2 separate regions of the Homo sapiens genome follow, and region 1 is linked to region 2. The links are chromatin contacts, found by Hi-C or POLR2A ChIA-PET in ENCODE. All regions are on one chromosome and are shown on one strand. Each heading gives the region's core, a stretch centred on a gene start or an enhancer-like site at or near the end of the contact. The rest is flanking DNA. Distances are from core to core; before and after follow the strand shown. Region 1 overlaps DAW1 (dynein assembly factor with WD repeats 1). Region 2 holds the start of SCYGR8 (small cysteine and glycine repeat containing 8).

What was found. A loop is a pair of places that touch in the nucleus more often than their neighbours do. ChIA-PET counts read pairs that join two places held with the same protein, here RNA polymerase II (POLR2A). Pooled maps may share reads with other maps.
Region 1: a map of HCT116 shows a loop between it and region 2 (2.9-fold over the local background). The contact joins the enhancer-like site here to the promoter of SCYGR8 in region 2. A Hi-C loop is called at or near these places in 1 of 168 maps with a recorded cell type or tissue (HCT116), 1 of 37 single-sample maps with no recorded cell type and 7 of 50 pooled maps. POLR2A ChIA-PET finds 5 or more read pairs at or near these places in 1 of 52 experiments (Panc1).

The regions. Positions count from the first base shown.
Region 1 is chr2:227,880,614-227,883,741 of GRCh38, forward strand. All of the region lies in intron 1 of DAW1 (dynein assembly factor with WD repeats 1), which reads left to right. Among named protein-coding and RNA genes, the nearest start is that of DAW1, 11 kb to the left of the region's middle. Within about 2 kb of position 1,703, at least 3 of the 41 ENCODE cell types and tissues checked have a DNase peak (open chromatin) inside an H3K27ac peak, as active enhancers do.
Region 2 is chr2:227,744,434-227,747,183 of GRCh38, forward strand. It overlaps SCYGR8 (small cysteine and glycine repeat containing 8), which reads left to right and starts at 1,461. Exons shown (of 1, transcript NM_001395409.1): 1 at 1,461-1,787. The coding sequence starts at 1,461. The coding sequence ends at 1,787.

The sequences.
Region 1 (3,128 bases), core at 453-2,952, 140 kb after region 2:
CATTTTTAATTACTTTTCTGTTCTAAAATCTTGCAGTTCATTACGCAACAGCTGCTTAGATTACCTGTTTAGGTTTCAGCACATCCGCGCAGCAAGACAGGGTTGAGAAAAATTCCCTCTGAGAGATCATAGCTGTGCAGCTGAGTGGGTAGTGATGTCCAACACTGAGCAGGAAACTCCAGAGGAGAAGCAGTGTTGAAGGAGAAGATCCTGAACTCTTTGAGGTGATAGGGAGACATCTATGTATCTGGAACTCAGAGGAGATATAGACTGGAGATTTGCAATTAATACTTAGCATGTTGATGGTAATTAAAGACATGGTACCGATGAATTTAATGTAAGGTGAGACGAGAAGAATCTGTAGACCTGAAGTTTAAAGATGCTTAGTGTTTAAAGGTCAGGCAAAAGAGGACAAAGGAGAATAAAAAATAACAAAGTGATTGGAAAAAGAGAAAGAAGAGATTTTATAAAAAGCCCAAAGAGGGTATATTTGAGGAAGGAGGACATATTGTTTATAGTATTGATTATTTCTGAAAGGCCACGTGCTGTAAGGACAGAGAATGTCCAATGCATTAAGCAATTTGAGGACAGTCTTCCCATCATCTACCAATTAGTTCATGTATTCAGCAAGCACTGCTAGAGCATTTTGAAAGATCATGAAGATACTAGGTAACGGCAGGCACTGCTGATAGAGAAATGGAATTCAGAGAGGGATCTGAATGTGTTGCTCGTACTTGAACCTGAACACAAATCACAGGCCTGCTGTGCTTAAATCATGACTTGCCCTGAGAAGGGTCTTTTTGGGAATATAGGGAAGCATATAGCATGGATATGTTTCCTTCTTCAAAGATGTTACAATCTCACTGGAAAGAGAAGGCATAAATGCAATTTAAGTAATACAAGGTGACCATGTAGCATATGCCACAAGGTATCATTTGATTAATAGCTAGAAAATAAGCACTGTTCATTGAGACTTTATGCCAGGTTCTTCATATACATCTTATTTAATCTCAACCAGCAAACTTATAGGTTCATAGATGAGAAAATTGACATTTGCCAGATCGTGACATAAATAAGGGGTTGAGGATCTATCTGATGCCAAGTATACACTTTTTAACTCTGCCACATTCTTTTTTTTTTTTTTTTTTTTTTTTTTTGAGATAGAGTTTCACTCTGTCGCCCAGGCTGGAGTGCAGTGGTGCAATCTTGTCTCACTGGAACCTCCACCTCCTGGGTTCAAGCGATTCTCCTTCCTCAGCCTCCCAAGTAGCTTGGATTACAGGTGCCTGCCGTCATGCCAGCTAATTTCTGTATTTTTATTAGAGACGGTGTTTCAGCATGTTGGCCAGGCTGATCTCAAACTCCTGACCTCAAGTGATCCACCTGCCTTGGCCTCCCAAAGTGGTGGGATTACAGGCGTGAGCCACTGCACTTGGCCTCTGCCACATTCTTTCTCAATGGCTCAGTGCTTTTGAAAAGTAAATAGAGTGTTTTGGCAACATTTCCTATTTTCCCTTGATCTGAAATACTGCTAGAATTATATCTGTTATATCAAACTATGGTCTATAGCAGTGATTCTCAAACTGTAGAGGACTCCTGGGAACCCTTGAACACTTTCAGCAGGGTCTCAAGGTCAAACTTATTTTTCATAATAACAATAAGATGTTACTTCCTTTTCTACACTGTGCTGACATTGTCACTAATGGTGCAGAAGCAGTGGAAGGTGAAACTGCTGGTGCCTTACTACAAATCGAGGCAGTGACACCAAACTCTAATAGTGGTCACTGTATTTATTCTTCACTGACACACACTCACAATAGGAAAACATCAAAAAAATCCCAACAGAACAACCTAGTTTTGCTTGAGGATTTCCTTGATGAAGCAGTAAAAATTATTAATGTAGCAAAATATTAACATAGGAGTGCATGTATTTTGAGTATTCCAGGTGATGAAATAGGAAGTACTAAGAAAGCACTTCTGCTCTACAGTGAAGTCTGATAGTTGTTGATATGGTTAGGCTTTGTGTCCTCACCCAAATCTCATGTTGAATTATAATTCCCATAATCCCCACAATCCCCACATGTCTAGGGAGAGACCAGGTGGAGGTAATTGGATCAGGGGGAGGTTCCCCCATGCTGTTCTCATGATAGTGAGTGAGTTCTCACAAGATCTGATGGTTTTATAATTGTTTGGTAGTTCCTCCTGCATTCATTCTCTTCCTGCCACCTTGTGAAGAAGGTGCCTTGCTTCCTCCTTTCCTTCCACCATGATTGTAAGTTTCCTGAGGCCTCCCCAGCCATGAGGAACTGTGAGTCAATTAAACCTCTTTCTTTTATAAATTACCCAGTCTTGGGCAGTTCTTTATAGCAATATAAAAACAAACTAATACAGTTGTCTTAAGGAAAATATAGGTGGTTGCTTGAATTACGAGATGAACCAACTTTTTTTCATGGAAAAGCATTTTTACTTGAAAGAGTGACTGAGAAACAACATGGTTTTCAGACTCAGACATTTTGGCAGACATTTTCTTGAAAATGAAGAATGTGAGCCCACAACTTTCAAGCAAAAATACCAGCATTTCTTGCTAGTGATGTATTTTAGCTTTCAAGCAAAAAGTATAAGTTCAGAAAACTTTTGTTTACCACCATAATCTTGACAGCTTACCAACAGTAAGAGTTTTCTTATGATAAAAATTGGTAGTGAAAATGGTAAATGTTACTTTCTGATATTGTGTGATGAAATATGTCAACAGTTACAATATATGCATAACTTAGTAGATCAGTATTTTTCAAATGTCCAGTGCATGATTATGCATGGACCATGCATGAATAAAAGATCCATCAAAAGTGTGAAATAGACCAATGAGGTTTAATGCAAGTATATGGAAAATTCACTAATATGGTTTCAGATTCTATATTGCAACTAATTTTAAGAAGTTACCATTTGTTGAGTTTTAATATCAAAAAATGTTCACAATGATATAAAAAGGCAATTATAATACTCCTTCATTTTTCAACTATGTATCAGTGTCTGACTACATTCTTTTCTTATACTTTGTCTAAAACATTTAGCAGAAGCTTGAATGCAGAAGCAGAGATGAGAATCCATTGTCTTAAGCCAGATATTAG
Region 2 (2,750 bases), core at 211-2,710:
CCTACTGACTTACTCACACCCACGGGCTACCTGGGGCAGGAAATGGAGGCCTGACAGGTAGAGTCAGTTGGACCGAATGGGATCATTCCAAATAAACATTCCATTAGTGCGTGGGCAGGCCTAAGCCTGGAGCCTCCCCATGGGTCTTAAACGTGAGAGAGGCACGAGAGAAGGCCAGCCACCAAATGTAAACTTTGTTGCTTTTGTTTTCCCAATTATTTAACAGATAAACAACAAACAGAAACCTCACCCTTGGGAGATGACTTAGGAGTAGGCCCTAAATAATTGCGTTTTTAGCATTTCACATAGCACAATATTTTTTTTGGAATTTTTTATGATCAAGCAATTCTTCTGGTGAATGAAAAATCCCAAGGAGCTAGAAAAGAGAATATTTGTGTTTTAAGGTGAGATATAAGGTGCAAGGTAATACATTCAGAAATGCCTACTCTGTTTCTTTCTTTTTTTTAGATGGAATTTCACTCTGTCACCCAGGCTGGAGTGCAATGGCACAATCTTGGCTCACTGCAACCTCTGCCTCCCAGGTTCAAGTGATTCTCCTGCCTCAGCCTCCTGAGTAGCTGGTCTAATTTTTTTTTTTTGAAACAGAGTCTCCCTCTGTCTCCCAGGCTGGAGTGCAATGGCATGATCTCAGCTCACCGTGACCTCCACCTCCTGGGTTCAAGTGATTCTCCTGCCTCAGCCTCCCAAGTAGCTAGGATTACAGGCATGTGCCACCATACCTGGCTAATTTCGTATTTTTGGTAGAGATGGGGTTTCTCCATGTTGGTCAGGCTGGTCTTGAACTCCCGACCTCAGGTGATCCACCCGCCTCGGCATCCCAAAGTGCTGGGATTGCAGGCGTGAGCCACCGTGCCCAGCCAAGAAGGTTTTTTTTTAATATCATAAGACTGTGTGATGAATTCCAACAGAGAGAAAAACAATGTTTTGTCCAACCTGTGACAACTGAGAAGTATCAACAGAGACACAAGACTTTTTACCTGGCTCTGGATTCAGACTCTCATGATTATAAAGAAATGAAGATTATTCTTAAATGTTCTAGGCATTTATTTAATTCAAAAGATACCTATTGAATACTTACAATGTGTCGGGCACTATTTTAAGCCCTAACACACATTTAAGTTCTTGCAAACACAAACATCTTAGAGGTGTGTTCTCATCCAAACAGAGGTTTAAGAGATGAGCAAAAGTTAAATTTAGCAATATTAGCTTGTTAAGATGTTCACAAGGTAGGGCGTAAGACAACTCATGAGATCTTTTATGAGATCTCATAAACAACAACAAGAAATAGGATAAACAACAACAAGAAATGGGCCACATATTGGGCTTGGCTTGCTGGAGTTGCTATATAAGGGCTTCCCCGGACAGAAGGCGGCATCAGACCTCTTCATCTCTCCTGAGCCCTCTATCCTCGCTTCTCCTCAGTCCTCTCTACTGACACCATGGGTTGCTGTGGGTGTGGTGGCTGCGGTGGTGGCTGTGGTGGCTGCAGTGGTGGCTGTGGTGGTGGCTGCGGTGGTGGCTGCGGCGGTGGTGGCTGCGGTGGTGGCTGTGGCAGCTGCACCACCTGCAGGTGCTACCGGGTGGGCTGCTGCTCCAGCTGCTGCCCCTGCTGCCGTGGCTGCTGTGGAGGCTGCTGCAGCACTCCCGTGATCTGCTGCTGCCGCCGCACCTGCAGCTCGTGTGGCTGTGGCTATGGGAAGGGCTGTTGCCAGCAGAAGGGATGCTGTCAGCAGAAGTGCTGCTGCCAGAAGCAATGCTGCTGCTAGGTGGGAACCCAGCCTCTGGGCAGGGGCTGTAGCCACTCATGCTGTTGGTAAGACTGCGGGTCTGCAGGTGCCGCAGGGAGGCAGCTTGCTCCCCTTGCTGTGGCTTTCCTCCATCCCATCCCGTGTGCTCCCTGCTGTCTCCCTGTCACCCAGACTTCATGGCACTTTTCTGCTTGGTTCTCATCTCTGTAGTTTAAGTAATTCTTCCTATTATTAAGGTAGTCACATGGGCAACTGGTACAATGTCATTCAAGCACAAAGATGCAGGACATTTTGAGTTTTGAGCTCAGCAAAGCAGGATCATGATTTTGACCATGCTTTCTTCTTTGAACTCTTTTCTCTCTAGGCATTAGGTCTTCTTGTGTGTTCCACATATGCTCTGTCTTTTCTGGGCCATAGAGTCTTTTCTAGGTGTTCTCCTAAAATTTTCTTTTTTTGTTTTACTAATTCATGGTCTTCATTTTAGTGCTATAATTTTGATTATATCACCAAAAAATCTTTTTTCCCTTTGGTAGTAACCCATCTATATTTTTTTACTTAAAAAAATTGATACATAATAGATGTAGATATTTGGGGGGGATACATGTGATATTTTAATAAATTTACATAATGTGTAATAATCAAATCAGGGTAATTGGGATATTAATCACCTTAAATCTTTTTCTTTTATGCTGGGAACATTCAAATTATTCTCTATTAACTGTTTTGAAATGGGTAATAGTTTATTGTTTACTATAGTCACTCTACTGATTTATTGAGCACTAGGTATTGTTCTTTTAACTGTATTTTTGTACTCATTAATCAACCATTCTTCATGAAAAATTTCATAATAAAATGCAAAAGTGAACTCTGAACAGTTTCCCTTAGTTTTATTCTTATAGATATTTTTCATTAAACTACCATTAATCATGATTTTATGTGGGTTGGAGGCCATTAAGGATACACATATAATTATGCCCTTGT